2 separate regions of the Homo sapiens genome follow, and region 1 is linked to region 2. A link is an interaction called in ENCODE POLR2A ChIA-PET data of the cell type or tissue named here. Cell type or tissue: PC-3. All regions are shown on one strand. Each heading gives the region's core, and the rest is flanking DNA. Links, peaks and the distances in the headings are about the cores only. Region 1 overlaps LOC105373604 (a long non-coding RNA gene). Region 2 has its middle 44 kb from the start of BIN1.

Region 1 (16,330 bases), core at 8,965-13,964, 110 kb before region 2:
AGAGCACAAGGTGGAAAGGGGTAGAGAGGGAAAAACTAAACACTATCTCAACCAGGTGACCAAGGTCAACACCAACAGTAAAAAGCCATGTTGACACTATGCACCCTTGATAGAAGGGAAGAAAATGTCACTTTGCCTCAGTGGTCTTCAATCCCAAAACACCAAACCCTAACCTAACCATGAGAAAAAACACCAAACAAATCCCACTTGAGGAACATTCTGTAAAATGACCTGACCCTTCAACACTATCAAAGTCGTCAAAAGCAAGAGAAGTCTGAGAAACTATCACAGCCCAGAGAAGCTAAGGAAAAGTGATGACCACACATAGTATGGGATCCTGGATGGGGTCCTGGGACAGAAAAGGGGCATTAAGGAAAAACTAAGGAAATCTGAATAAAGTATGGATTTCAGTTAATGATAATGTATCAGGGCCCAGCACAGTGGCTCACGCCTGTAATCCCAGCACTTTGAGAGGCCAAGGCAGGCAGATTGCTTGGGTCCAGGAGTTCGAGACCAGCCTGGACAATATGGTGAAACCCCATGTCTATAAAAAATATAAAAATTAGCCAGTCATGGTGACACAGGTATGTAGCCCCAGCTACTCAGGAGGCTGAAGTGGGAGAACCACTTGAGCCGAGGAGGCAGAGATTGCAGTGAGCCAAGATCGCACCACTGCCCTCCAGCCTGGGCAACAGAGCAAGACCTGGTGTCAAATAAATAAATAACGTATCAGTATAGGCTCATTAATTGTAACAAATGAATCCTACTAATATAAGATGTACATAAGAGAAGAAACTGGATGCAGGTTATATGGGACTGCTCCCATACCATCTTCATAATTTTCCTACAGATCTCAAAGTGTTCTAAAATAAAATGGTTACATTTTTTAAATGTATGCCCTTTGTTCCAGCAATTCCATTTTGGAAAATTTATCCTGAGGAAATAAATAAAGATGTAAACAGAGAATAACTTACAGATGTGACGTTTGTGATCGTTAAAACTGGAAACAGCGCAAGAGTGGACGATAGGGGATGAGAGAGCCACACAGCGCATAGAAGATGATCAGTCTGAAGAGAGGGTTTTCAGACATGCAATTAACTGCTATTCACTGTACTTCATTTTAACTGCAAACTAGCAGGTAAGTGTTAATCCATATTTTAAAATATACAGTAAAATATAGATAAATGGACCTCAAAGAACATAGAGGAGATATTTACCGAGGCTGTCCTCACTTGGGGCATTTTCTGGTTTTCCTGGAAGGAGCAAGCTGAAATGTACAGGAAGGAAATAGACTAGTCAACTTGAGTGAGTGTGCTCACAGCTCACATCGATTCTCATTGGTCAGTGCTGGAGCTTGATTGTCGCTGCCTGTGCTGTTTTGGTTGTTGAGAACTTTTAAAATCACTTCTGCAAGAAGGAAAAAAGCATATTCATTTTTAAAAAATCATTATAGTATTTAATTCTGTGCCAACTCCTCCAACACATTCAAGATAATTTTTTTTTTTTTTTTTTGGAATGCAGTGGCACGATCTCGGCTCACTGCAAGCTCTGCTTCCTGGGTTCAAGCCATTCTCCTGCCTCAGCCTCCCAAGTAGCTGGAACTACAGGCGCCCACCACCACGCTCAGCTAGTTTTTTTTTTTGTATTTTTAGTAGAGACGGGGTTTCACCGTGTTAGCCAGGATGGTCTCGATCTCCCGACCTAGTGATCTGCCTGCCTCAGCCTCCCAAAGTGCTGGGATTACAGGCGTGAGCCACTGCGCCCAGCCCAAGATAAAATTTTATTTGTGAATGTTCCGGGCAACTTCACAGAAAAACTAGGGAAATAGAAAAACCAAGTGTACATTCCTACAGGAAGCCGCAAGCCTGTGTCCTCAGGCAATGTCCCCCTCCACTACCACCCCTCTCTGACCCCACTCTCACCAACACTTTTAGTCTCTTTCCCCAGGAAAAAAGAGGTCAACTCGGAGGAGCCAGGGATTCAGCCCACTCTGGACAACACTCAGAGCCATGGCACCTACCTGTATGAAAAAAAATTGTTAAGCAGCTGCCACTCCTAGTTACTGGCCTCTGCTCGGTGACTGATGCACTTCTAACATCCTTGTCCCAGGATAAAGACCTTGTAATGGAGAAAAAAGATGGCAGGGATCCTTTCCATGGAATTTCGGCTGTTGTCTAGTGGACCTTCCAGGAATTGTCTGATTCTATGGGAGTGCGCAACTTTGACTGTTCAGTTGGGCCAATTGGCAACACTGTAGAGACGGAAACTAACTTGTGGAGGGCTGAGGGTGATACAGACATTTTCTGTCCGTGGTAATGCAAAAGGTGTTCATAGCAATGCAAATGGATTTTATCCAATGGGGGAGATAAATATTTGAACGGGCTCTCTTGTTAATTACTAGTTAATCAAAATATTTGACATGTATTCATTCTATATTTATAGGGGAGTCATGATTCTACCTTTTTGGAAATGACCCTCTAGCAGTTTTATTGGTCCTATGAGATACACAGTAGATTCACCAGCCAGAGCCAGATGAGCTGCACAGTTGCCAAAGGGAACTTCAGATGCCACCAGAGCCTCAGCTCTGTCCTCCCTCACCTCCCAAGGTGACTTCCAAGCAGCCACAGAACTTTAATTTTACTTACTCTCTGTTTCTCTAGTTTTATTTTTCTAATCTTTACTGAATTTGTGTCTGTGGTTTTATTTCTGGTTTATTCCTGACTATAAGTTATTCCCTATTCTTGACAACAGTGATTGAGAATTTGGTTTTTGGCCTGACCATTTAGTCATCTCTGTAGATGGATGACACAGATCTAATTCCTTTCAAGTGAGAGACAACAGGAAATCCGGTTTGTTGGTCCTTTCTTGTTTGTTTATTTTGAGCTCCAGTCAGTTAGAAATTTAGTGCCCGCTGCAAAGCACAGCTCTTTGAGACTTGGGATTGGTAAGAGGGTGTGTTGCTTACTTCTGGCCTGTGGCTGAATTTGCAGGGCCAAAGCCAAAATCTCTCCATATGTCTGTCATCTGTGATCCATGTGTCTGCAAGTCTATAACTGAGAAAAGCCTTGATTCCGTGATATGTGAGTGTGAAATAAATTAATAAATTAGTTATGTCTCTTAAATCAAAGGAGCTCTGTTCTTACTAGTTTATAGGAAAAAAGGCACTTATATATCTTATATATCTCATATTTCTAGCTTCTAGTGCTTTCAATGTGTTAGGCTTTTTAAAATATCCTTCATACAGAAACTGCTACCTTAAATACATTTTATAAAACCAAGTTCCTGTAACTAAGGTAAATCTGTGGCAAGTCAAACTAGCTTAATAATTTTGGTTTTTAAAAAACAGATTGGTCTTGTCTTTGATTTACAGTGTTAAGTATAATTCAATTGTGTATTTGATCAAATCTCTCATGAAGAGAATAATCTGGTCTTCTTAAATAGTTTATCAAAAAGATAACATTAGTCTAATACAATGTCACTATTATGAAAACTGAATATTGGTATTACTCTAAATTGAATCACTATTTAGACACATCCGTTACCTCAACCTATGTTTTGTAGTATAATTTATCCAATTAAATAAATGTCCAAGATCTTTAGATAACTTAGAACCTGGAATCTTCAGATAAATCAGAACCTGACCCTGAATGGAGTTAATTAATAGATAATCATCAGATACCTAGATAAACGAAGTAGGATATAACACTAAAACATGGATTGCTAAGCCTACTTTTAGGCTTATCCACTTTTGCTCCTTATTTTTATATTCTGCAGAAAGCCTGGATCTTTGAGTTGTGTTGATGGGCATATTCGTGTTTGCCACTTGAAGGAGTAAGAGGCCCGCGTGGATCTGGAGGCAAGTGGCTGTGCCCTCCTGCAATCTGCTCACCTGCAGAAATGCTCGCGTAGGGCAGCTCTCAATTTTCTGCCACCTCCTCAGCTTTTTCTGTGAAACAGAAGTTGGTTACTTTGGATGAAAATTATCTTTCATATAGGTGGTTGGTACACGAAGCAATAGTGACAAATAAAACTCTGTGTGCGTGCTTCTGTTTTGTCATGCAATGAAAAGTAGTTTTGTTCCAGAATATGAATGAACACAGTGAATGAAGGTCTAAAGAAGTGAATGTTATTTGCCTTGGTTTATAATACCTGAGTCTGAAAAGAGACATGAAGTAACTTAGATCTTAGCAAAGTTTCCTCACTTTTGATGGGCTTGCCGCCTTGGCTTACTGGTCACCGCCTTCATCTACAGCAGGGGTCCCCAATCCCCGGGCTATGGTCCAGCAACAGTCCATGGCCTGTTAGGAACCGGGCCACATAGCAGGAGATAAGCGGTGGTTACAGCTGCTCCCCATCACTCACAGTACTGCCTGAGCTCTGCCTTCTGTCACGGTGGCATGAGATTCTCACAGGAGTATGAACCCCTATTGTAAACTGTGCATGCAAGGCATCTAGGTTGTATGCTCCTTATGAGAATCTAATGCCTGACAATCTGTCACTCTCTCCCATCACCCCCAGATGGGACCATCTAGTTGCAGGAAAATAAGCTCAGGCCTCCACTGATTCTATATTATTGTGAGTTGTATAATTATTTCATTATATATTACAATGTAATAATAATAGAAATAAAGTGTACAATAAATGTAATGTGCTTGAATCATCCAGAAACCATCCCCCCATCCCAGTCCGTGGAAAAAATGTCTTCCATGAAACCGGTTCCGGGCGCCAGAAAGGCTGGGGACCACTGACCTGCAGCACAAAGGCTATTCTTTACCTTCCTTGTGGTCTGCCTGACAGCAAAAGTGTGTGTCTTGCCAGAAAAATTTCTGTGCCTTATGCTGACTTCATTCAGTCCTTGAGTATTTAAACAAAACAATACAAAAACTCACTTGTGAAAGAGATGATTCTTTAAACTCATGTCACCTTCTGTTTACTTTTACATTTGTTTGCATTATTAAAAGAGTAAGCAAGAATTATTTCTTCAGCACCCATGATATGCTCTGAGTCAAGTGCCTAAATCTTCTCTGACAACTCTTTTGATTTTTCCTTCTAGAGATCAGATCCTAAATATAGAAAGAGTAAAAGAAAACTTTTTATCTTGAACTAAAACATTCTTTGAAACTTCCCAGAGGGCCCCTGGAAATTCACGAGATTTGTACTTTCACCCTATGAAGCAAGAGCAAGAGAGGCCAGAAGTAATTATGTTTATTATTCTTTAATCAGCATCTGAAGAGATGCTCAGCCTCCCTAGGTTAAGTTTGTATCAGTAAACTCATTATAAATAGTTCAGACACTGCACACTTTGTAGGAAGGCCCTGAAGCTTTGCCAGTGCCCTCGTCGCCGTCCATTGTATGCTTTACCTTTAGTGAGACACTGATCAAAATGCTTATGAAATAGTTATTTCCCAGTAGAGAATCTTACTTTCCTGCGGTTGCTGTAATAAATTAACCAACAGTCAACTACCAGTAGTTTTGTATTTACTCTGATGTGCACCTGGGACTCTGCTGTAAGCCACTGGTGAGCGGCTGTGCCTTCCACAAGGGGCAGCCTCAGAGGCTCAAGAGGACATGCAGGGGCTCTAAGCTGAGGATGCTACAGTGAATCACCTCGCGGGGACACGCTCCTGAGCGGACCTCACTTAGGCCACCTTCAGATCATCCATCAGACGGAGTCATGACTTCTAGGCCTCTAAGCTCAGAGCAGAGGCTCCCTAAAAGTTCTCTCTTGACTGGATCCAGAGAACAGGAATTATTACTTAGGATTGAATGAGGCAATTTTGTCTTGGTTATTTTTTGGAATATTGCTGATGTTGCTTTGATGTTCTTTCATTTCTAGATCTGTGAGGAAGCTCCTTCTCTTCCTTTTTAACCTACAATTTAATAGACTTTGCTTTTGTCAATTGAAAAGAAACATTTGTAAAATAGTTTCTTATTTTCACTAACCCTCCAGAACTCAGAAAATGACTTAGTCTTAAGTTTTCATGGAAATATAGTTATTTTCATAAATTCAATGGAGAACTTTTCTTCTTTTGCTGGGATAAAACAGCATTAAGCAATAAGGGTTATTGTGGGGTTGTCATAATTGGAGGTGAGTCTCATTTAATCAGGTGGGATAAGCCACTTTTATACAGAATTGATGCCACAAAGCTACTGCAGGAGAACATGCTGGGCCCTTGAGTCCTAGCCTCACAGGTGGTAGGAAAGGTGGTTTCCTGCAGGCCAGGAGCAAGCATCAACTGATGTAGGGAACTTTGAGAAGCGAGGAAGCCATCCAAAGTTACAGATACATAGGTGAGAGCTGGTGGTGACAGTTCCTTGAACTCGGTTTCCCAGCAGATAAAAGAGGCTTTTATAAATCCCAGCTAAGATTTTCTATTCAGACAGGAGCGAATTCCAGGGCCATGGCAGTTGCTTAATGCTGCACAGCACTCTAGATTTGAAAGCTACAGGCCAGGTGCGGTGGCTCATGCCTGCAATCCCAACACTTTGGGAGGCCAAGGTGGGCAGATCACTTGAAGTCAGGAGTTCAAGACCAGCCTGGCCAAAATGGTGAAACCCCATGTCTATTAAAAATACAAAAATTGGCTGGGCATGGTGGCGCACGCCTGTAATTCTACCTACTCAGGTGGCTGAAGCAGGAGAATCACTTGAACCCGGGAGGCAGAGGTTGCAGTGAGCTGAGATCATGCCACTACACTCCAGCCTGGGCAACAGAGTGAGACTCTACCTAAAAAAATAAGAAAGCTAACCCAAGGAGGTCTGGAAAGTCTAGAACATTCTCACTGCACCTGTGTAAATAGGCCAAACTGAGACCCATTGTCTTGTGATCGAGAATCATTTTTGGAGACTGTTGTGATCCTGGGGCAGGGAGACAAAGATTGTTCAGTTGTTATAGGCTTTACATGGGCAAAAAACTCAGTGTCCCTTTGATGGATTCTGGGCAGTGGCTAGGGACCCTCAGGGATTGTCGGATTCCGTGGGGACACATGCCTTCAATTCTCTGGGCAGGGTTGTTCTGCAGTTCTGCAGAGACAGCATCAGCTCGTGTGGGGCTGCTGAAGATGCAGAAGTTTCCTGTTCCTAGCTATGCACATAATTCTGGGCCAAAGCAACGCACATGCATCTTGTCCAGTAGAAAATATAAACCTCTGTACATCCAGTTCTCATTTAAACTGCCTGTAACATCTTACCGCTTCCTTGTTAATTAGTTAAATAAAATGTGTAGCTTTTCTCTTTGTATGAGATGTGTGCGTATATATACGTATATGTATATGTATAATTTTTTTTTGAGACACAGTCTCACTCTGTCACCCAGGCTGGAGTACAGTGGCACAATCTTGGCTCACTGCAACCTCTGCCTCCTGGGTTCCAGTGATTCTTGTGCCTCAGCCTCCCGAGTAGCTAGGACTACAGATGCACACCACTACACCCAGCTAATTTTTGTATTTTTAGTAAAGATGGGGTTTTGTCATGTAGGCCAGGCTGGTCTCAAACTCCTGGCCTCAAGTGATCCAGCCACCTCAGCCTCCCAGAGTGCTGGGATTATAGGTGTGAGACACTGCGCCCTGCCGAATGACTTTATTTTTTTAAAAAATTGTCCTGTAATACTTCTTACTTCACACAACAACCCTGTCAGTTAAGTATTATGGCCACCATCTTATAGGAAGAAAAACTGCAGCCCAAGGCAATGTCTCACCATAAAGGCTAGATGCTTCCAGCTGGAGAGCCCAGCTCTTGACAACTCAACATCTGCCTCCAAGTTCCTGGATGCAACCCAAATATCTGCCTTTTCATTGGCCCTGTGCCCTTGTATCTTCTGGGATCATCCTCTTCTTTGCTCTCAAATAAAACTGCTCAAGGTACCTTCCTATATATTGTGAGGACTTCAATTCCTGCCCCTCTCCCTCCTAGGACCTTTTCCAGGCAGGGCTGGGGAAGGTTGCATTTCTCCCTTTGCTGGGTCAAACCCCTCTCCTCTCCTGTAGCAACTCTCCTCTTGGCTCTGGGTCAGACCTAGTGTGGAACTCAGCCAACTCCTGGAGTCCTTCGAAGGAACACAGACACGCACAGGGTGTAGGGTTAAAGGTGGGATGTTCAGCCCAGCACAGAACTAGAAGTAACTTACAACTGAGTAGGAGCTGTGGGTGTCCTACAGACTCACCTGCTGTTTGCTGCCCAGGAGATTTCTCGAGGCTTGGCCCATCTTCAGGCCTGGTGAAAGGCCATCTCCTCAGGCCCCTCTCTCCCTCCACACTCTCCTCCTCATGCTCTTCCTACCCCACCCCTTTTTGGGGGTCCTCCACCCACCTCCCTCATCTGTCCCCCACAGGCAGGGCAAAATTGTCATTCATTTTTCAGATAGAACAAGTCGCCTCTTTGGTTTCTCCCACCCAGCCCATGGGGAGGGCGGATTAGCTTTCAGAACCAATCATGCTCTCTAAGGTCATTTTTTTTCCAACAAATGACCTTGTGACTCCATCAGAGGAATGTTTTGCTTCTTTCTATTCTAATCCATTCCAACTTCAACCTGTAGGCCACTTTTCAAACAGAAATTTTCTTATTATTACACAAACACCAAATTCCCTGACAGAAGATCTTACCCCATTAGCATGGAATGTATCTGAACAACACTGCCGCTAGCCTGAAGGTGTATCCCAGCGAGGAAATTCTGGAATTTTCTGCACAGCCACAGCCTTTGTTAGAATAAGGACACACACATGGCACTCCACCTCGAAAGATGCTCACATTTGTGTGGATGCTTTCTGCTGGCTCAAAAAATTATGGACACACATCTTAAAATGTGAGATCCCTGCTGTGGGACCTCATGGTCTCTCATAAAATTCTTGTGAACAAAACAGAGAAAGATTAGCAGATTGCAGGACATCAAGGAGACATTAGACTAGCTGGGTGTGGCGGTGGGCACCTGTAGTCCAGCTACTTAGGAGGCTGTGTAGGGAAGATCACATGAGCCCTGGAGGTTGAGGCTGCAGTGAGCTACGATCACACCACTGCACTCCAGCCTAAGCGACAGAGCAAGACCCTATCTGAAATTTAAAAAAAAAAAAAGGGATAAAAGTTGGAAAAATCAACATTCTGAAAGAGAATATCTAAGACAGTGAAGGGCGAGAGTCTATCGTGGTGTGCCCCAGGCTCTGTGGGTGGAGTTTAATGATTTTATTACAGTGCATCGTGTCATCCAACCTCCTCACTTAAAGATGGGGAAGCTGGGCTAGGCGTGGTGGCTCACGCCTATAATCCCAGCACTTTGGGAGGCCGAGGCAGGCAGATTACTTGAGGTCAGGAGTTCAAGACCAGCCTGGCCAACATGGTGAGATCCCATCTCTACTAAAAATACAAAAATTAGCTGGGCATAGTAGCATGTGCCTGTAATCCTAGCTACTCGGGAGGCTAAGGCAGGAGAATCGCTGGAACCCAGGAGGCAGAGGTTGCAGTGAGCTGAGATTGTGCCACTGCACTCCAGCCTGGGCGACAGAGCGAGACTCCATCTCAAAAAAAAAAAAGATGCGGAAGCTGGGTTTGTGGTCTGTAAGTAGGCTACTGGAGGTTACATAGTGGGTTTGCCTGTTCCTCCATCTGTCCACCCACCTGGGCTCAGTCTGGATGACAGGCTTGGACCACATTAGGACACAGGCTGCTATGGCCGACTCAGAGCATGCAGAGAGCCAACAACACCCAACTGCCGGGTCAACTCTAACCAGGTGAAATGTGGCCAGGAGAAACGCCAGAGCCTGCCCTTGAGTTTTTAAAAGCTTCAATTCACACAGGCAAAAATGAAAAAGATTGCTGGGTTGGGGCGAGGGAATTATGACTCATTTTCTCTAGTTATTAGTGGACAGTGCCCTGTGGCTTCTGCAGTGAGCAGCAAGTGGCCACATGGCAGGGGCCCCAGCAGAGTGAAGCAGAGCATGTCATCCACACTCTGAGCCTGGACCCTGGCCTGGGCCACAGAGCTGCACAGGAGGCAGTGTCCGGGTGGGGTCAGAAAAATGGGCAGCTCAACTGCAGGTACACGTAGTGCGACCAGTGCCGCGACTGACAGGTGGACAAACCAGCGCACCCGGAGGAGGCAGGCCCCCCTTGGGCTGGGCCTGTGCACCCTGGAAGGGAGGGGGAATCAGCTGGGAGGGGGAGGGCACCTCAGAGATGCAGGACCACAGCCTGGCAGAGGAAAGGCAGACACTGGGAAGCAGACCCGCAGCTCATCTGGGTTACCAGGACAGGCCATTCCAGACGGGGGTTGGTGGAAGATGGGGCTGAAAAGCTGTTCAGGGGCCAGAGCTTGAAGGAGCTGGTTAAGGGATCTGGGCTTGCATGAGAAATGGAGGTTATTGGAGGGTTGGAACACAGGGCAATGAGGCCAGAAAGGAGGTTCAGGAAAACCACCCTGGCAGCCACGGTGCCCTCCAGGGACTGGCCTAGAGGAAGATACCTCAGAGGCTGCAGGCCTAACCAGGCCTGAACTAGGAGGGGCCAGTGCAGAGGGAGAAACCTATGCAGAACTCTCTAAGAGGCCAAATCTGAGGACTCGGGCAGGACATGGCAGCAATCAGGGAGGCTTCAAGCCACAAAACCCCCACAGATGTGATGCCTTTATTTGTTTCATACAAAAACAAGCCAGGAAAGAAATGGGGTTGGACTGCATACTCTCTGCAAAGCCATATCCCACCTTCTCGCTCTGCCATCCTCAGTGAGTGGCTCTTCATCCTCCTGAGTGTGGCCTCAGGGTCATAAGATGGCTGCTGCACCTCCCGCCCTCATTCCAGGCAGAAGGAGGCAAAGGCCTTTTTCTTTTTTTTTTTTTTTTTTTTGTTGTTGTTGTTGTTGAGACGGAGTCTTGCTCTGTCTCCTAGGCTGGAGTGCAGTGGTGCGATCTCAGCTCACTGCAACCTCTGCCTCCTGGGTTCAAGCAATTCTCCTGCCTCCGCCTCCCAAGTAGCTGAGACTGCAGGTGCACACCACCACGCCCGGCTAATTTTTGTATTTTTGGTGGAGATGGGGTTTCACCATGTTGGCCAGGCTGGTTTTGAACTCCTGGCCTCAAGTGATCTGCCTGCCTCGGCCTCCCAAAGTGCTGGGATTACAGGCGTGACCCACTGCACCCGGCCCAAAGGCCTTTTTCTTAACAAGGCTTTGATGTTTTCTTTGCGAAGGGATGCCCTCTCCCATCTTATTGGCCAGGACTATGTCATAAGGCCACCCACAGCTGCGAGGAAGGCTGGGAAAATGACTGACTTTAGCGGACTGCATTGGTACCCTGAACAAAACCAGAATTCAGTTGGGCAGGCGGAGGGGATGAGTATTGGGTGTGCACCTAGCAACATCTGCTCCAGGAGGAGGGTGTGGAATGAGTCCAAGGACGGCCCACACTGGACAAGTCAGCTTAGAAGCACTTCAAGTTCAAGGTGCCCACGTGCATGGGGGAAGATGGGCAGCTGGATACCTGGAGGTGAGAACACTGCCCTGAGCCACAGATTCGGGCCCTCAATTCCTAATGAAGGATGGCTTCCCAGGAGCTTCCAGGCCATCTGTGACTCTGATCCATGGAAAGTGCATGTCCTCTAGACCCGGCAGCTTGCAAGTAGGTGGAGATGCACCAGCTTCCGGGAGACAAAAATCTGTCGCCTTAGCTCTGAATGGCATCTGTGTGCCAACCTCGGCCCACCTCCAGCCTATCCTTTCCTTCAAGAAAGAGTTGTGCCCCCTCTCCAGCCACCCCCTGCAGGTCACACGGGGCAGGGACATGAGATAAGCACCCCAGGCTGATTGACAGGGGCCTTTAAGTCTCTGCCCAGCCTGGGATTCAAAGCCTCTTCGTGACAAGCCTGGAGGATGCTCTCTGCCCCTGTGCACTGGCCGTGGCTGTCTAGGAAAAGAGGAGCATGCCTTTGCCCTTCTCCCTCCAGCAGCCGATGCTCACTGTCATCGGAGGCTGTCAGGAAGGCAGCTTTCTCACCCGTTGTTAATTATCCTTTTTAATTGCGCTAAGAAGGGCCTTTCCTCAGTGATTTGCTCTTCTGCATAATCAGGGTGAGGAGTACCGGTGGCAGCAGCCCACCTGTGTTCCCGGCCTGTGTTCCACAGCGGCCCCTCTGTGGATCCCCAGGGCCTGAGAGCAGGTGGGCAAGGCCACTGTCCTCAGTCTTCCAGCCTTCTCAGCCCCATCCACCACAGCTGCTTCTTGAGGAGGGAGCTCTTCCTAAGGATGGCACTGAATAGCTCCTTGGCAGGCAGTGCCTGTGAAACCTCCTGCTTCCCTCGTTTTGTTTTTTTTTTTTTTTTTTTTTTTTTTGAGACAGAGTCTCGCTCTGTCGCCCAGGCTGGAGTGCAGTGGCGCGATCTCAGCTCACTGAAACCTCTGCCTCCCTGGTTCAAGAGATTCTCGGCTCCTGAGTAGCTGGGATTACAGGCGCCTGCCACCAGGCCCAGCTAATTTTTGTATTTTTAGTAGAGACAGGGTTTCACCTTGTTGGTCAGTCTGGTCCAAACACCTGACCTCAGGTGATCCCCCGACCTCGGCCTCCCGAAGTGCTAGGATTACAGGCTTGCCTCCGCCTTTCTTTTTTTTTTTTTTTTTTTTTTTGAGATGGAGTCTCACTCTGTTACCCAGGCTGGAGTGCAGTGGCTCGATCTCGGCTCACTGAAACCTCTGCCTCCTGGGTTCAAGCAATACTCCTGCCTCAGCCTCCTGAATAGCTGGGATTGCAGGCGTGCATCACCATGCCAGACTAATTTTTGAGGTTTTTTTGGTTGTTTTTTTCTAAGTAGAGACAGGATTTCACCATATTGGCCAGGTTGGTCTGGAACTCCTGACCTCAGGTGATCCACCCGCCTCAGCCTCGGAAAGTGCTGGGATTACAGGCATGAGCCACCGCGCCTGGCCAGCTTCCTTCCTCTTAAATGTGGTGGTCACCAGCTGCTCCGGTCCTCCTTCCGCCTCCTCTACAAGCTCTCCCAGCACCTTCGCCTCTTCCCGGCCCGTCTCTCTCCTGAGCTCCAGGCCTCCCCAGCTCAACAAACCTGAGGTCCGCTTGCCTGTTCCACTGGCTGCCCCTGCCCGAGGTGGCCTCCCAGGTGCCAGCCCCTCAACCGGGGCACCTACCCTGTGCGAAGCCAGGTGGCGGCTCCACTTCTGTCCCCGGAACCTCAAACGCACCACCCAGACACACCGCTGTGGCCGTGGCTGCTCTGCCTCCCCCAGGCTGTGCACGCATCATGGGTAGGAACCACATTTTATGATGTTATTTTCTCTTTTTCAAATTTTCTTTTAGAATTGGGGACACGTGCAGGTTTGTTACCCGGGTGTATTACGTAATGCAGAGGTTTGGGGTATGGTTGATCCCATCGCCCAAGTCGTGAGCGTTGAACCCAATGGGGAGCTTTTCAGCTCTGCCGCCTCCATCCTCTCTAGTCTAGCAGTCCCGAGTCCACTGAGGAATGCATTTTAATCTTCTCTGTAGTTCAGTGCGGGCCTGGGGAACAGCCAATGAATGAATGGATACGGAAGTGACGGAATCACCATTTGGGACACTGGATCTACAGATGCAGCACATCCCCAGCGCACAAGCCTCCAAACAGCGCAGCCGAGGAGGGGCTCAGCCGTCTACCCTGTCTCCAGCGGAGGAGCTTCTGAGACCAGGAGCGGGGGCCGTCGGGTGAGCATTCCCCTGGAACACGAAGGAGCAAACCTGCCCGGCTGCATTCCGCCCTCCCGCTGCCCTAGGCCCGCTATAGGCTGGATAAAGTGAACCAAGCAAGGGTCCCAGAAACGTCACACGTGAACTCGCCCATTCACACTCACCCATTCCCATGCACACTGGCCATTCACTCAGCCATTCACACGTGCACACATTCGCACGCACACTCGTGCACACATTCACACACACAACCATTCATACATTTACACACAGACGCACACTCGCACTCACTGACCCATTCACACTAACATTTACACTCACCCTTTCACACATATTCACACTCACACATTCACACCTATTCACATGCACACACGCATTCACATTCTCCTCACCATTCACACTCACACATTCACACACATTCACACATCCACACCTTCACACTCACATTCACACATTCACACTCACACATTCACACACATTCACACTCACACCTTCACACTCACACATTCACACACGTTCACACTCACACCCACACTTTCACACTCACACATTCACACTCACATCCACACCTTCACACTCACACATTCACACACATTCACACACATTCATTCACACCCACATCTTCACATTCACATTCACACACCTTCACACTCACACATTCACATTCACACTCACACATTCCACACACATTCACACTCACACCCACACCTTCACACTCACATTCACACACATTCACCCTCACCAACACCTTCACCCTCACACCCACACCTTCACACACATTCACACACATTCACACTCACACCCACACCTTCACAGTCACACACATCGACACTCACACATTCACACCTATTCTCATGCACACACTCGCACACACATTCACACTCACCATACACATTCACACTCACATTCTCTGACCATTCACATTCACACTCACACCTTCACACTCACATACACATACATTTACTCACATGCACACACATTCGCACACACATTCACGTTTGCCCATTCACACACATTCACACTCCCACATTTACACACATGTTCACACATTATACTCATACATATTCACATTCACCCATTCACTCACACATTTACACTCACACATTCACACACACTCATTCACACACAGTCACACATGTACACTTACAGTCACTAACAATCACACGCATCCACACACATTTACATTCATATTCACTCACACACACATTCACACATCTCCTCGCAGTTCCCATCTAGGCAAGCTACCTAGTCTCAGGGCCCTTTCTGGAAGCCACCGTGGAGTGCACATTCCCAGATCTGAGCTCCTAGAACCTATCTCCCCTTCTCCTCAGAAGCCTCACCCCGATTTTCATTCAGGTGTTCATGCCTCCCTCACCCAGTTCAGCCCACCTCCAGCTCCAGATCCTATTTGTCTTAAGCAAATCTGCAAGTGCCACCCCAGGCCACAGCAACTGGCTCAGGGTTCAATGACACACACACACACACACACACACACAAATACTTTCCGGGGTGCTTCTCGGAAGGAAGTGTGCTGGCATCAAACTCGGAACTACTCAGCCCCAAGATGAAGCTGCTGCCCAGGCGCCAAGGAGGCCGAGAGCATCTCGGAGGACCTGAGCCACAGCCACCCAGCACCCAGCACGCCAGCCACAGCTGCTGAGCAGAGGGACCCAGTGTTTGGCCACCCCTCATGACGTCCCCACATGCGGCCTGGTGTTGGGGTGACTGAGGCCAGGAGTATGGGCATTTAAAACCCCAGAGGCATGGCCAAGGGTCTTCAGGCCAGCAAAACTGAGAGAAGCGACACCAACATGATTATCATATCCAATCAAGGACAAGGGCTGAGAGGCCGGGCCAGCAGCAGGGCCAGTGTTGGGGCCGCGGTGGAAGACCGGGGAGCTGGCAGGAGGGCGGGGAGCAGGGGGTCGCTCCCTGCACCGGAAGGACACTTCTGAGAGCCTCTGACGGCGGAGCTGGTGCAGAGCCTGAGGCCTCGGGGCCATTTGCACTGACAGGGGGTGTGTGTGATAATTTTAGCTGCCAAGTCCCATGACTCAAAATCCTGCTCCTGCCAGCAAATGAGTTTGTAACACAGAGTAATAAATAAGTAAACCGATTTTCTAAAGATTTTCATGGGGTTTCAAAAGGGGCCCACACCTTCCAGGAAGCCATGAGAATGCCTCTATGCAGGGCCTGGCCCTCCCTCAGGCACCTGGGCTGCTGCAGCCCACCCCACAGCCCCCACACAAGAGGCGGCCTTCCTAGACCTCTCTCCAGTCCTGGCTCCAAACCGCCACTGTCACTCCCGCCACACGCTGGCTCCGGGAGGCTGGAGGGGAGCCACACAGAGGGCTGCCCAGGGTGGGCCTCTTCCCAAGCTCGTGCTTGGCCCTCCCAGGGTGTGGGGTCTGCAAGAGCCTCCAGCCTCAGTTGGGTCCCAGAACCCACAGCCCGGCCTGCCTGCTCTGAGAGTCAGGAGCCCTGCCCAGGGTCTGGGCCTCCGTGGCCACGTCAGCCCAAATCAAGCCAGATTGCCAAGCCCTCCGGGACATTGCACGTCCAGCTGCCAGGCATGGAGAGCAGCCCGCACCTCTCCCGGCCCCCACCATGGGCCACCTTCACCCCACCTGTTGCTATTTCCTCCACCCTGTCCTGGCCTGGGCCCTCTGCTCTGC
Region 2 (16,330 bases), core at 4,444-9,443:
CCCACTTTGACTTGAGTCCCTGTACCTATATTATTAATAAGCACTTATCTATCTTTTTTTAAAGCATATTGTGAAAAATGTTCCCAGGTCAACAAATACTGCTGTATCATTCTTAGTCGCTATACAATACCCTACTGTGTGGTTGTATTACACATCAATACCCTATTGTTGGAAATCAAGGCTGATTTCCAATTTTTCACATTTACAAATCAACCCTTCAGTTACTATTCTCATATCTCATAATACTAATCTTCAGCTAGCTTTGTCACCTGCATGATCTTTACCTCTTTATGTCTCAGAGTCCCCATCTGCAGAACAGGATTAAGTGGCCCAGACTGCACACCATGTTTGTCATTATTAAAGGAGAAAGGCCTGGTGAGGCTGCTGGTTCCAGCTGCTGTGTGATGGTGATAATGATGAGTTACCACTTGATGTCCTAGGAGTCCTAACCTGTATAAAAGAGAAAAAAATGAGGGCCCCTGGTCCACCTCAAACATTCCCCAAAGGATTAGCTTGAGTCTAGCACTAAGGGGATGTCACACACACAGCCATCTCCGTTGTAAGTGGACTTGAGGGTCACCAGCTTTCCACAGCCACCATCCTTCTGCTCCTCCAAAGGTCCTCTCACCTCTGCAGAGCACATGTAGACTGGTGAATTTCCAGGAGTGAGCAGTCAAGGGTAGTGGAGACAGAGGGTCAGTTGGATCCCTCAGCTCTGGAATGAACAGGAGTGACCAGAGCCAGGATCTTACAAGAGCTAGTTCTCCTGCTTCTAAGCCTTGCTATCCAGGAATTCTACATGTCAGACACAGCACAGCCTGCTGGCTGCTCTCAAAGAACCCAAATCAAGATCAATTCACAGGCTGGAAACGGTGGCCCATGCCTGTAATCCCAGCACCGGGAGGCTGAGGTGGGAGGATTGCTTGAGCCCAGGAGTTTGAGATCAGCCTGGGGAACATAGTGAGACCCTGTCTCTACAAAAATAAAATTAGCTAGGTGTAGTGGCACCGCCTGTAGCCCTACGCAGGAGGCTGGGGTGGGATTACTTGAGCCCAGGAGGTTGAGGCTACAGTGAGCCATGATCATTCCAGCCTGGGTCACAGAGTAAGACTCCATCTCAAAAAGAAAAAAAAATTCACAGAGGAGGTGAACATCAGAGCACATCCCTAATTTAAAGAAAAAGGCCCTTTTCCCACTTTTATTGCTTTCACTTCCTGTTCCTCTTTAGTGTGGAAACCAGGAGGGTCAGGAGAGAAAGTTCAGAGAGAGACAGGGACCCGCAGGGAAAGCACAGACAGGCCCATCACAGCCTTCTCACATCTCACAGTGGGCGGAGGAGAGACGAGGCCGACCCACAAGTGTTGCCTCTAATTCTTACTGAGAGCTCAATGTTGTCATTTCCATTTTAGAGAGCAGAAAGTTGTTCTAAGAGATCAACCACTAATATTAAAGCTAGTATTTAAGGAACGCTGTGTACCAGGAAGCTGTTAGACACACACAGGTCATTCTCGCTATGAGAACAGAGACTAGTGTTATTCCTGTTTTGCAGATGATTTAACTGAGACACAGGGAGACTCTGGAGTCAGGTCTGTGGCCTCTTAACCACTGAATCATACTCTCTTCCAAACCAGGCTTTGAAAGCAAAGGGCTACTGATTTCCTGGGCCTGCCCACCCGGTGCTCTCTCCTGGGCCGTCTGCCCCAGGGCCTTCCTGGCTCCTGATGCAGAGGAAACTTTCAAGGCTGGGGCTTCAGGGACCAACGCCTTCTTCTTCAAGGACTTTGAAGAAAAACTGGAAAGTGTGACAACCCTAAAAATTCATTCATTCATCCATTTGTTTATTTATTCACTTATTCAGCACAGATGCATTGAGCATTTACTCTGGCTGAGCCAAGCCCTGGAGCAGTGCTGGCAGCATGCAGATGAGGCAGGCACTGCCCTCTGATGAACAGTCCTTCAAGCCGCAAATCTCTGTCCCTCGGAATACTGAAGACATTGTTCCATTGCCTCCTATTGGCCATTGTTGCCATCTGATGTTACTTAAGTATGAAATAAAAAAAAAATTCTTTCAAATTCTGTGTATTACTTTTTTAAAACAACTACTAAATTGTTGTTTGGACCTAACTACTTAAATGGAACTATTAGGTGCTTCTTTTGGCCTAGGAAAAGCCATGAAAACATTTCTGAAACACTAAAGGCACCAAGAACCAAGAAAGCTTGGGAAACTCTGCTCTAAGATAAATTCCTACCATTGTATTTGCTGCAGCCGCGGCAGGTTTGTCTTTTTGTATATATACATGAATCCAACTGTCTTCTAGAAGAATTAAATTTAAATTTATAATCTAACAATCAGACAGAGAGAAAGGTTAAAAGTGACATTGATGTAGAGCCTCCAAATAGCTGATTTCTTTCCTCCAACAGACTTTCTTGTCACAAAGAAGCCAAAGACTTTCTTGGAATTATCATTTATTTCCATATATGCAAATTATGCATTTTTATTTTTCAAGTCTATGGACTTTTAGGGGGTTTTTTGAAAAGCACTGGGAGGGTTTTTTATAAGTATGCATCAACATGCCAACAATTGTTTCTCTCTGGATAAGGGATTTCCAGCAATTATTCCTTTTTTCTGTAGAACTTCCTGTATTACCTGAATTTACAATGTTCATAGTCAACCTTTTTATTCAGAAGAAATAAAAACCCATCTTGAGAGGAAGAAAAACTGAATATATTGGATTAAATTTGTACCCAACTTCCATTAATGAGAGCTTAGGACACTGTACTAAAATATCCACCTCCTGTCATCCTCCTTTTGAGAAATGAAACCCCTGGTCATAAAAATAGCCTTTGCTTGCAGTTAGAAGGGAGAGGATTAGAAGGAAAAAAAAAAGGAAAAGCAGAAGGAAAACTGCCTGTTAGCAAATCTAAATTCAGATGAATGTCTGAGGGGCTGAGAGATGGTGCTGGGCCAGAACCAGCTCCCTCAAGTTCCCAAGACCTCTGTGGGGCCAAGAGGGGCTGGGGACTTCATGCAAGGTGCTGATTTCAGAGGCAGCTGTGATTAATTTTAGAAGGCCCTGACATTCTAACTGAGTCATCCTGAGGTGGCCCGATTGGAACTAATTGGGTGAGCCCATTTCAAGCTGGCTGTCTTCTCAAGTGTCCCAACCCTCTGGGGTTCTTCCAGCTCCTGGAATTGGAAGGTCTTGATCCTGTCAGCAAGTGCCATCTCACCAACAAGGAGGGCCAGGGTCTGCCCACCCAGAGTGACAGGACCACCTCAAAACATGCAAAGAGGGTCCTGGCAGCTCTGTGTCCATGGGCAACTCAAAGACAGCCAGGATGATCACTCCTGGGAAGCTGACTCCAGTCTTTCCCATTACACCAGCAACTATAAAGCACTTACTGTATACAAACACCATGCAGCAACCATTCCCAAAACTAATTATTCATATTCCCTACAGAGCTTATTAAAAATATAAATGCCTGGGACCAGCCCTGGGCAGGGGCCCCTGGGGGTTTGTCAGGTAGGCCAGGTCTGGGAGCCACCATTGTGCCGCACCCAGAGCTGAGTGGCATGCAGACCCTGCCCTCAAGGTGCTGGCAGTCTGCTGAGAGCCGGGGCTGTGGTCACAGGAAAGGGACTGTGCTGGCTGATGGTCCCGGCCACGTGTTCCACTCCTAGGCCCCATGAACACATGGCTGCCAACAGGGTGGTCTCCAGAGGAAACTGGGGTCGTTGTTATGGCAAAGAGGATGCTGCGCAGGCACAAGTAGTGACTGTCGTCCTCAGCCTGATCTCCCAGGAGTTTAACATCCCGAACAGCTCCCACGGCACAGAATCAGGGAAGTACCAGGCACCAATACCGTCGCCGGTGCACCCAGCCCCACTCGCACTCCTCTACCAGGCATCCCTCTTGCGAGGGTTTGCGCCTCCCCTCCACCAGGTAGTCTGACCCGCCTCCTGAGCTCAGCAATTGGTTCAGAGGAGAGCACCTGACTCAGGTAGGGCCAATTAGAGCCCTTCCCAGGGATTTTTCAACTCGGGAGCCAGGAGGAAGCCCATTAGGCGTCCAATACAAGAGGAGGCAAACCAGCTTCTACAGCCATCTCCTTGGCTGTATGGAAAAGCCCAGTGTGCCATGGAAGAGAAGGCAACATCCAGGCCACAGGGGAGATGGTGTGCTGGTAGCAGTGAGTTCCTGGTTCCATCACCCTGGCTACTACCCAGGTTTGGCTTGGGTTTCTGTCACTTGCAACCAAAGATTTGTAACTAATACTTACGTGTACATCAGGTTGTCCAAAAAGAGGATGGGTAGACTGGAGAGGAAATGCTGGGGCCAGAGCCCTTCCTCACAGCCCAACAAACCTGCTTCTCAAAGGGTGCTGACCAGTTCATCAGCCTAATTCAGGTTTAGTCATTCAAAAAATTCAACCAGGGAGGTTTGGTTAAGTCAAGGTATGCTTCCTGGAGGAGGGGAATTTAAGGCTGGATTTTGAAGGGAGAGACCACAAGGCACTCCCAAGCAGTACTGCAGATGGAGGAGCTCTATTCCAGGAAAGGCTGTAAATACTTCCTGACTCGCAGAAAGATCTTCAGAGACACACATACTGTCCTCTCGCTATTCTTAGCAGCATGTCATGCAGGGAGGGCCCAGGATCCCTGTGGCTGCACGTCCTGGGGGAAAGATGAGCTGGCCCCTCAGCCTGCTTAGTTCCTGAGCTTAGCAAGTGAGCCCGGCTCACACTGCAGCCGGGGATTAAAGCCGAGGGGCTCCAGGAAGCCTCTTCTGAGAGTGCCGGAGTTGGAAGTGCGTCCAGCCAACAGGCCTCTTTAATTCCAAGGGTCTGGGCTGAGGCATCCTGACAGCTCGGGGGACCCCGGCCCCCAAGGGCTGCATAGCAGTAGAAAGTTTACCCTCATCTTGATAACTTTGCCTAGACTTCTGGACTCACCTCTGTCCCAGCATGGGACATGCAGATTGACAGGGCCATCCACAGGGTCAGAGTTTCCTGGAGTTTCAAGTTTTCTCCTAAAGATATTCACATGTATTGTTTAACAGCTTAAGACATCATTCTCATACCATACAATTCATCCATTTAAAGTGTACAATTCAATGGCTTTTAGTGTATTCACACAATTGTGCAACCACCACCACAATCAATTTTATAACATTTTCATTACTCCAAAAAGAAACCACCTCCAATTGCTCCATCCCCAATACCCCTCCCAATCGCTCCATCCCCTGTAGCTCCAGATCTGTTTTGTATCTCTATAGATGGCACTATTCTGGATATTTCATATAAATTGAACCACATAGGATAGGTAGATTTTTTTTTTCTTTCTTTTTTTTTTTTAGATGGAATTTTGCTCTTGTTGCCCAGGCTGGAGTGCAATGGCGTGATCTCAGCTCACTGCAACCTCCGCCTCCCGGATTTAAGCAATTTTCCTGCCTCAGCCTCCCGAGTAGCTGGGATTACAGGCATGCACCACCACGCCCGGCTAATTTTGTATTTTTAGTAGAGACAGGGTTTCTCCATGTTGTTCAGGCTGGTCTCAAACTCCCAACCTCTGGTGATCCGCCTGCCTCAGCTTCTCAAAGTGCTGGGATTACAGGCGTGAGCCACCACACCCGTCCTGATAGCTAGACTTTAAAAAGCAGATAATAACAAGTGTTGATGAGGATTTGGAGAAATTGAAGCCCTCTTACACTGTCGGTGGAAACATAAAATGGTGCAGCCGCTTTAGAAGAGTCTGGCAGTTTCTCGAGAAATTAGTTATTTTACCCAGCAATTTCACGCTTAGGCATGCCCCCAAGAGAAATGAAAGCATGCCCAGACAAAAACCTTTACATGAATGTTCATAGTACCATTATTTATATTAGTCAAGAGTTGATAACAACCCAATATCCATCAACTGATGAATGGATAAACAAAATGTGGTATATTCATACAAGGAATATTATTTAGCCATAAAAATGCACTGATTCATACAACAACATGGATGAACCTTGAAAACATTATGTATTTATGATTTTTGTTATAATTTCTTTCTTCCTTCTCCTTGCTTTTTGTTTGGTTTGCTCTTCTTTTTCCAGTGTCTTATGATGGAAGATTAGGTTGTTGATTTGAGATCTTTCATGTTTTTTAACATAGGTGCTTACAGCTATAAATTTCTTCCTAAGCACTGCTTTATCTGTTTCCCATAAGTTTTGGTATACTGTATCTTTATTTCATTTATCTCAAGGTATTTCTAATTTATCTTGTAATTACTTCTTTGAGCCATTGATTAAATAATCAATGTCTCTATAGATTGCACTTATTTCTTATTGCTTATTTGAGCATATATGGTTAATTTCTACATATTTCTGCATTTCTCAAATTCATTTGTTATTGATTTTAATTTTATTTTGTTTGGGGGAGAAAATATACTTTGTATTATTTAAAAGTATTTCTACATAGATTTCTAATTATTGCTTTATGCAATTGTCTTTCAGATGAGATGGGGAAAAAAGAATTACTAGCAATATACACTTATACTGTCTTTTATATTTACCTATGTAGTTACTTTTACCAATGCTCCTTATTTCTTCATATAGATTCAAGTTACTGTCTAGTGTTTCTTTTATTTTAGCCTGAGAGACTCCCATTAATATCTTTTGCAGGGCAGCTCTCCCAGTGATGAATTCCCTGTGTTTATCTGGGAATGTCTTCATCTCCTCTCATTTTTAAGGAATAGTTTTGCTGAATATATAGTTCTTGTTTAACAGGTTTTTTTTTTCGTTTTACCATTTTGCATATATCATCCCATTGCTTCCTGGTTTCCATGGTTTCTTATGAGAAATCAGCTTTTAATGTTATGAGAATCCCTTGCACATGATGAGTCATTTCTCTCTCACCATTTTCAAGATTTTTCCCTTTGTTTTTTAACAACTTGATCATGATTTGTTTAGCTGTGGTTCACTCTGAATTTTTTCTAAAGTTGGTTGCGCATTTGGGATGTATAGACAATTATTCATCAAATGTTGGAATTTTTCACCCAATATTTCTTCATATATTTTTCCTGCCCTTTTCCCTCTATCCCACTGCGCATACATTGGTGTGTTTATTGGTGCCCATAGGTCTCGGTCTCTGGGGCTCTGTTTCTTTTTCTTTTTCTTTTCTTTTTTTTTTTTTTTTTTTTTTTTGAGATGGAGTTTCGCTCTTGTTGCCCAGGCTGGAGTGCAATGGCCTGATTTTGGCTCACCACAACCTCTGCCTCCTGGGTTCAAGCAATTCTCCTGCCTCAGTCTCCCAAATAGCTGGGATTACAGGCGTGCGCCACCACACCTGGCTAATTTTTGTATTTTTAGTAGAGACAGGGTTTCTCCATGTTGGTCAGGCCGGTCTCGAACTCCCGACCTCAGGTGATACGCCCACCTCAACCTCCCAAAGTGCTGGGATTATAGGAGTGAGCCACCGCACCTGGCAGGGGCTCTGTTTATTTTTCTTCATTCTTTTTTCTTTCTATGTTTCAGACTAGATAATCTCAACTGACATATATTCAAGTGCATTGATTTTTTTTCTGTCTGCTCAAATCTGCTGTTGAGGCCTTCTGATGGAATTTTCTTCTTAGTTATTGTACTTTTTGACTCCATAACTTCTATTTGGTTTTATATCTATAGAACCAAGTATATATAATATATATGTAAATAATATATATATGTATAAAAAATATAATTATATATAATATATAACCAAATATGTATAAAATGCATATTTTTGTATATATAATCCTTTGAACATATTTAAAGTAGCTGATTTAAAGTCTTTGTCTAGTAAGTCCAACATCTGGGCTTTCTCAGGAACAGTTTCTATTGATTGTTTTTTTCCCATGAATGGCCCATACTTTCTTATTTCTTTCCATGCTCTTATTTTTTGTTGAAAACTAGACATTTTAAATAATATATTATGGCAGCTCTGAAAATCAAATTATCTCTCCAAGGTTTATGGTTTTTGTTGTTTTTTGTAGTTGTTTTCATTTTGTTTGTTTAGTGTTTTGGGGGTTTTTGTTCGTTTGTTTCTTTTTTGAAATGATGTCTCACTCCTGCCCAGGCTGGAGTGCAGTGGCATGACCTCAGCTCACTGAAAACTCCAGGTTCAAGCAATTCTTGTGCCTCAGCCTCCCGAGTAGCCAGGATTACAGGTATGTGCCACCACACCTGGCTAATTTTTGTATTTTTAGTAGAGACAGGGTTTCACCATGTTAGCAAGGCTGATCTTGTACTCCTAACAACAGGTGATCTGCCCACCTCAACCTCCCAAAGTGCTGGGATTATAGATATGAGCCACTGCACCCAGCCTATTTAGTGTATTTTTTTTAACTAATTCTGCATAGTCTGTATTCTTTGTTGTATGTAGCAATGAAGTCTCTGCTCATTTAGCCTAGTGATCAGTTAATGATTGAACAGAGACTTCCTAAAAACATCTGAAACAAATAAGTCTCCCAGTCTTTGCTGGGGGGCTCTTTGTGTACATTAGGCGTGCCTGCAACCCTCAGCCAGGCAGTTTACAACTCTGCCTTAGCCTTCACTTCCTGATTGCACAGAGTCTCAGGGGAGCCAGAGATGAGAGCTTAGGACCTTCTCAGGTTTTTTTCAGGTCAATCCTGGGCATGCTCACAGCCTTACACAAGAACATGACCTTCTTGATTCCCAGGAATATTTCAGAGCTTTTCAATGCCCCCTGTAGATATCCTATTCCCCAACTTTTCATTTTAAGCTTTTTGGTTGGTCTGTTATTTGCCCCAGCTGTTTTCTACTCCCTCAGGCATCCATGAAGTTAATCAATTTGGCTGTAATTGTTTCTGATAAATGGCCCTGGAAAAGAGCTTTTCACACTGTGTAAGTTCAGAGTCAGGTCAAATACAGACAACCTTACAAAGGGGGATCTTCCAGAGAATCACCAGACAGGTCAAATAATGACAGCTCTCTGGTAATGGGCCTTTAACGAGCTCCAGGCCAATTCTGTTCCCTTAGGTGGCTGCCACCATGCTAATTTTCACTGTTAGTGTACGCTTTAATTTTTCAAGGTTACCATGGGGATGGGACTAGGATAAATTAAAATGTCACAAAGCTTTTTTTCTTACCAGGATTCTGCCACTTTTCTTAAATATTAACACTACTTGGATTGTTGCAATTTAATTTCCAAAGTTCAAAAAAAAATTGGCTCTGATAATTTTTGTCAATTTTCTCATTGCTTTTATGGAGAGACTTTTCAGAGGTCCTAACTCTGCCACTTCCTTTTTTTTTTAAATAGACAGAGTCTCAGTCTTGTCAGGCTGGGGTGTAGTGGTGCAATTATGGCTCACTGAAGCCTTGACCTCCCAAATGCAAGCAATCCTCCCGCCTCAGCCCCCTGAGTACCTGAAACTACAGGTACATACCACTATCCCTGGCAACTTTTTTTTTTTTTTTTTTTTTTACCAGAGATGGGGTAACCCCTACCAGAGACAGGGTCTCACTATGTTGCCCAGGCTGGTCTCTAACTCTTGTGGGATGAAGTGATTCTTCTGGCTCGGCCTCTCAAAATGCTGAGATTACAGGCATGAACCACTGTGCCCAGCCCTAACTCTGCCACTTTCACCAACATCCACTTTGTATTTTGCATTCTACTCCACAGTATATCCGAGCACATTCACATAACCTAATTCGGTTTACATTATTTAGCATGCAATGAAATCAACTCTCTAGAAAGATACGCTAAGTCTATTCTGGGGCTTCACACTCCCAGCATACTCCCAAGTAGTTCAGCTCATTATAACTTTCTAATTATGTGTTGTCTTCTCCACATCCTGTACCTCCCGGGTGCAGGAATAAGTAAGTATCCTTCATTTCTGTCAACTGTGGCTGGCACAGAACTGAGGAAATCAGGTGGGTGTAAATGTGGAACCAAAATGAGTGGCCCAACTTCTTATTTATCTAAATGTCCCAACATGGAGCAGGACATGCCAATAACACCTGGGGAAAATGCCCAGATAACTTCACTAGACTGAGTTCAATACTCATTTCTCAGCTCTGATGTAAACCTCAGTCATTCCCAAACCGCGTATTTTCTGCCATAGGCTGTAAGAGATTTCCTGATGGGAATCGCCATCTTGAAAATATGGGTTAGAAGCCTCAGATGCTAAGAGAGACATTGCTTTCCAAATGAATAGAAAGTAGACTAGAGAGTGGCTGTTTCCATGGACGTTTCCTTCACAGATTTTTACAGTTTTTTTCTCTGAACTCAAATAGCAGTTGCTAAAAAGAGTAATCTGAACAGTGACTGTCAATGGCATGCCACAGTCCCACCAGGGCACATATAAATACATATAAATGTCTGTATAAGATTAAAGTCGACTGGGCACGGTGGCTCACACCTGTAATCCCAGCACTTTGGGAGGCCGAGGCAGGTGGATCACCTGAGGTCAGCAGTTTCCTGACCAACATGGTGAAACCCCATCTTGTCTCTATTGAAAATACAAAATTAGCTTGGCATGGTGACACATGCTTGTAATCCCAGCTAAGTGGGAGGCTGAAGCAGGAGGATCACTTGAACCTAGGAGGCGAAGGTTGCAGTGAGCTGAGATCATGCCATTGCACTCCAGCCTGGGCAACGAGCAAAACCACATCTCAAAAAAAAACACATCCCAACATTTTGGGAGGCTGAGGCGGGTGGATCACCTGAGGTCAGGAGTTTGAGACTAGCTTGGCCAACATGGTGAAACCCTGTCTCTACTAAAAATACAAAAGTTAGTCAGACGTGGTGGCAGGCGCCTGTAATCCCAGCTACATGGGAGGCTGAGGCTGCAGAATCTCTTGAACCCAGGAGGCGGAGATTGCAGTGAGCCGAGATCACACCATTGCACTCCAGCCTGGGCGACAAGGGCAAAACGCCATCTCAAAAAAAAAAAAAGATTATAAAGTCAGCAAGAGGTGATCTTTTATGTTCAGCCTTGATGCTGTTGTTGAACACACACACACACAGAGAGAGAGAGAGAGAGAGAGAGTTCTTTTGCCAGTTAGTTCAAATGCATGGGTGATGATTATTTGTGATTAAGATACCGCAGTTTCTTGGCCACTGTAATGGACATTTGATATTTAGAGACCACCCAGTCAAGGGAGCGCCCTTCCTGTCTATCTGGTGGGAGTCTTGCTTTACTTGGTGAGAGCCAGGCTTTGCCTACTACTATGTGGCTGGAGGAAACCAGGCACTCTTCCTCCTCATGCCCTGGTAGCCAGAGGAGGTCGCATGACTCAAGCTTGGCTGGCCTGGTGTTTCTGCCACAATCACAGAGCTGGTGAGATCATCTATCCCAGCAGAGGCTCTGAGGATCCAGGGGGGTGCAGGGGGTGTTAATTGGAAATGGAGCCAGCCGACCAGCCCCCTCCAGATGGCCTCTAGGACAGGGCCTGTGTAGTCCTCAGGCCCATGGGCCACCCTGGGTTCCTGCACACTTTACTGACTGGCTCCCCCGCCCATCCCTGCACCCTACTCCCCGCCCCAGTACTCTCCAAACCAACCCAGCTCTCTTCAGGCAGCCAGGGTCAGGTATGGCTGCATTCCTTCCTCAGGCCCCTGGCCATTTCCTATTTTTCTTATGAACAGTCTAAGGACCAAGAGCCCGCTGGCATAGGATGTGTGATCCTGAGTTTAAGCAAGAGTGGAGTTTCAAGTTTTTGGAGATGGTGGGCTCACCGTAAGTTTCTGTAACACCCACCAAGTGCACACGTGGGGCCTCTGGATTCCAGAAGCTTTTTCATAGTTCCCCAGTGCTGTGTGGCCAGCCCCTGTTTGTACTGATTCCTTACATCCTCCTCCACAGCTCAGATCTCAGAGCCTTGCCTTGAAGCATCCTGGAAACCCTAACCCACTTGATGATCACTGTCCTGCTAAGTGAGTGACCCTGGGGTCTCAGTGGGAACCCCGGCATAGGGCAGGCCTGGGTGCAGCTCTGCAGGCTGATCGTGAGGTTCTCCAGAGGCCAAAGAAGCTGATGGCAGGTGGGCAGTGAGGCCAAGGAGCTGAGTCCTGGGGGCTTCACTAGGAACCTGGAGGAGCTTCCAGTGGTTTCTCCTGTGGGTGGAGGTGGGACGAGAGACGTTCCTAAAGAGAGAGGTCTAGAGAACACAGCTGTCAGCAAGGTCCCAGGTAAAGGGCACATGCCTCTGCATGTTTAATTTTCATATTCCCAAATAACAGCTTTTCTCTCTTTTTTTTTTTTTTTTTTTTGAGATGAAGTCTCATTCTGTTGCCAGGCTGGAGTGCAGTGGCGTAATCTCAGCTCACTGAAACCTCCACCTCCAGGGTTCGAGCAACTCCCCTGCCTCAGCCTCCTGAGTAGCTGGGACTACAAGCACACGCCACCATGACTAGCTGATTTTTTTGTATTTTAGTAGAGACGGGATTTCCAGATGTCGGCCAGGGTGGTCTCAATCTCCTGACCTTGTGATCTGCCCAACCCGGCCTCCCAAAATGCTGGGATTACAGGCATGAGCCATCGCACCCAGCCTCACTCCAGTTCTTTTAATAGGAAGTAAAGCAACAGTTCTCCCACCCCATGCCAAGAAATTCTGTAACCCCTTGTCCAGTCACTACTGTGATTGATTCCAAATGAGAAACACTGCCAGGAAGACCAAGCACTGCACCGAATACCTCCAACACTCACGGGTTAGGGTTTAGAGGCCTTGAGAAGACAGGGATTGAACATTCTGCATGAAAAACTGTAGAAATCTTATCTGAAACCCCAACATAGAAAAAAAAATGGAAAGAGCAACAAGACACTCAAATATATTTGATGAGTTCCATATGAAGTTATTCTACCAGTTCAATTTGTAATGTGCTGCTAAGGGGGTGGGACCCTGGAGGCCCTCAGTGGGAGATCAACCATGTGAACGTCTGACCATAGAAACTGTGCAATAAAAAAGCTGTCTTGGTTTAAGCTGCAGAGTCTTGGGTTAATTTGTTATGCCACAATAGATAACTAACAGGATATCCTCAGCTGTGATCTTCATGCAAAAGTTATTTTCTTTCTAATTTCTTCCATTGCCAAATTAATATATGTGCTTTAAAAACATTTTAAAAGGAAAGAAAAACTAAAATCACCAATTTTGTCACCATTCAAATGTCATTGTGTTAATAATTTGATCTGTTTCTTGTTTACTTTTTCCTCTATTGAGGGTTTGTTGTTGTTGTTGTTGTTGTTGTTGTTGTTTGTTTTTGCCATAGTTGTAGTCAGTCATTCTGTATACATAACATTTTTCTGTTTTGTTTTTACTTAACGTTTTTGGGTTTTAATATTTCTTAATTTTATTCTGAATGTGCACATGAAGTCCTCTGGATCTGAGACAGACTCCTCCCCATTGACCTTACAGTAAATCATAAGCCTAGGGCCCCTCCTTGCTCCAGTCCATGCTTGTGGGAGAGGCAGTGAGAGCCAAATGGAAACTCTCCACGAGCAACTGGACACTCCTTAGGGGAGGACTGAGAGCAACGGGCTGTGGCCAGTTACACCCAGGAGAGACACTGGGGGCCCTCTCTCCTGAAAGAAGGGAAGACATGCTTGCTTTTTGGAGAGTGCATGGCTAGAATCCTGAATTCTCACTCTGCTCTTTGGAATGTAAAGACATTTCTCTAGGGACCAAATAACCTAGAGCTAGTTTTCCCCTTGATATGCAAACACATAACTCCAGAGTGAGGTAAACCTCTCTAGAGTTCTTCACTATCTTTATAATTGTAAATTAACTTTTAAGGCTTGATCATAACCCAGTGTTCTGGACTGTACATCTGTGTCCTCCCCAGATCCATATGTTGAAGCCCTAAACCCCAGTGTGATGGTACTAGGAGACAAGGACTGTGGGAAGTGATTGGGATTAGATAAGGTCGTGAGGGTGGGATTAATCCTCATGATGGGATTAATGGCCTTATAAGAAGAGACACCAAAGAACCTGCTTGCTCCTTCTCTTCACCATGCAAAAACACAGTGAGAAGGCAGCTGTCTGCAAGCCAGCAGGAGAGCCCTCACCTGAAGCTGCCAGCATCTTGATTTTGGACTTCCCAGCCTCCAGAACTGCGAGAAATGGAATCCTGTTGTTTAATCCACCCAGTCTATGGTACTGTGTTATGGCAGCCTGAATGAAAATGCCCAGGATTCCAAGTTTAAGCGGATTTTGTTCAGAGATTTGGCAGAAACACAAAAATATTGTGTATACCCCACAGCATTATAAAATAATGCTTTTTTTCTTACAGACCCCTAGTGCTGTTAGGAACTTGGTCTTCAAGATTTTAAATGCCTTTTTGGAATTGATCACAGAAAAATGAACATAATCAATGAAAGTACTTTTCAGATTTCAAATACATTTCTGGCTTGATAATCTTTATATGCAGGCTACAATGAAATACTGCTTTAAAACAAAAAATTTCCAACCAGCATATGGCTCTGCCTTCCACCTGGCTCTCAAAACATCATCTCTGGTTTTCCCACTGAATAGTCAATATTAAAGAATAAATAAACTGGCCAGGCACAGTGGCCCATGCCTATAATCCCAGGACGTTGGGAGGCTGAGGCAGGAGGATCACTTGAGCCCAGGAGTTCGAAACCAGCCTGTAGAGATGGTAAAACCCCATCTCTACAAAAAATACAAAAATTAGCAGGGCATGGCGGCATGTGCCTGTGGTCCCAGCTGTTCAGGAGGCTGAGGTGGGAGGGTCACGTGAGCCCAGGGAGGTCGAGACTGCAGTAAGCCCTGATCACACAACTGCACTCCAGCCTGAATGACAGAGTGAGACCCTATCTCAAATAAATAGATAAATAAATATCGACCAAAAAAACCCAGGATCTCTGCTTAGCCATGCATTAGAAGCACCTGGGGAGATGGTTTAGTCAAGCAGCCCACGGGTGCTCCCTGGAGGGCAGAGGATACTTGCAAATTCCAAAATCAAAAGTACCACCAGAAGCCAGGACAGCTTTGTCCTCCTCAGCCCTTCCACCTATTCACAGCCATAGAAACACGCCAGGAGAGAGGCTCACAGATGGATGGCCACGGCCTGCGGGCCCCAGCCTCTAGCACTGTCCCTAGAGAGAGAGTGCCCGGGGCTGGAGGGCAGTGAGATTAGCCAGGGGCACAACAGCTGGAATCCGTTTGCCCCATTCTGAGTCACAGCAGTGACCTGCAACGCCAAAGACGGCCTTTCTCAGAGTGAGAGGAGCAAGGAGACCCCCAGTGGAGGGCCAGGGGGCTGCATTAACAGGGACCTGGGCCTCTTAACCTTGCCCAGCGTGACTCCAAAACTCTGCAGCAGAGCAAGGGCACGTGCCCCAGTGGCCCAGTTCCTTCCCAGTTCAGAAGCTTGTTCCCCTCCCCCACTTCCAACAGCATCCAGAGGTGCCAGCCCCTAGTCCCTTCCAGGGGGGACTAGCCCTTCCCACTCCATTCTGTGGGAAGGCAGTATAGCCCGGGTCTGCGGTGCAAGGTCAAGATTGCCCATCTCGATTGTTTTAAGCAGAAACCACGGAAGGGGAAAGAGATGTCTGTGGACTTCTGCCCTGTACTCAGGACTCCTTTCTACTCTTGGCCTGACAGCTAAGTTCATGCTAGACAGTTCCCTCGCAGCAAGATTTTAAAATATTTTAAACATTTTTAAAATACCAATGCCTGGCCACTGCCCCAATGCAATCAACCTCCAGCACGCAGCCCCAAGCTCTTTTTTTCTTTTTTTTTTTTTTGAGACAGAGTCTTGCTCTGTCACCCAGGCTGGAGTGCAATGGCACAGTCTTCTCTCACTGCAACCTCCACCTCCCCAGTTCAGTCAATTCTCATGCCTCAGCCTCCCGAGTAGCCAGGATTACAGGCGCACACAACCATGCCCAGCTAATTTTTTGTATTTTTGGTAGAGATGGGGTTTCACCGTGTTGGCCAGGCTGGTCTCCAACTCCTGAGATCAAGTGATCCTCCTGCCTCGGCCTCCCAAAGTGCTGGGATTATAGGCATGAGCCACCGCACCTGGCCCCAAGAGCTCTTAACATTAACTTCCCAAATACAAGCACCTCCATCCGGACCCTATTGCCTAAATTTGCATCACAGAGATGCCAACCCTTCAGCCAGCAGGTAGGTAGTGAACTTCCGCTGGGTGCTCAATCCATGGGGACTTAGGGGCCATGGGAGGAAGAGGCTGAAAGAATGCACCTGTCACTGGCTTTGAGATGCCTTCACACCACCCAAGGCAGCGGCACCCGGCTGTGGTGTGATTCTTCACCATGCACACTCACATTTTTCTTTAAGTGTCAATTACTCATACGATTGTCCTTGAGGAA

Evidence for each region. ChIA-PET counts read pairs that join two places held together with the same protein. Peaks named below come from ENCODE experiments on the same cell type or tissue, not always from the same donor. Only the 100,000 strongest peaks of a DNase experiment are listed, where the experiment ranks them.
Region 1: POLR2A ChIA-PET joins it to region 2 with 5 read pairs; 3 of 35 experiments call an interaction of 5 or more read pairs at or near these places.

The regions. Positions count from the first base shown.
Region 1 is chr2:127,029,901-127,046,230 of GRCh38, forward strand. It overlaps LOC105373604 (a long non-coding RNA gene), which reads left to right. Exons shown (of 3, transcript XR_001739697.3): 2 at 911-1,138; 3 at 1,948-5,460. Among named protein-coding and RNA genes, the nearest start is that of BIN1, 69 kb to the right of the region's middle. In PC-3, for the core only: no CTCF peak of the experiment used is centred there; no DNase peak of the experiment used is centred there.
Region 2 is chr2:127,142,632-127,158,961 of GRCh38, forward strand. No RefSeq gene overlaps it. Among named protein-coding and RNA genes, the nearest start is that of BIN1, 44 kb to the left of the region's middle. RefSeq lists enhancers at 14,657-15,157, 15,158-15,658. In PC-3, for the core only: no CTCF peak of the experiment used is centred there; a DNase peak (open chromatin) is centred at 6,920; H3K27ac peaks cover 1,465 bases.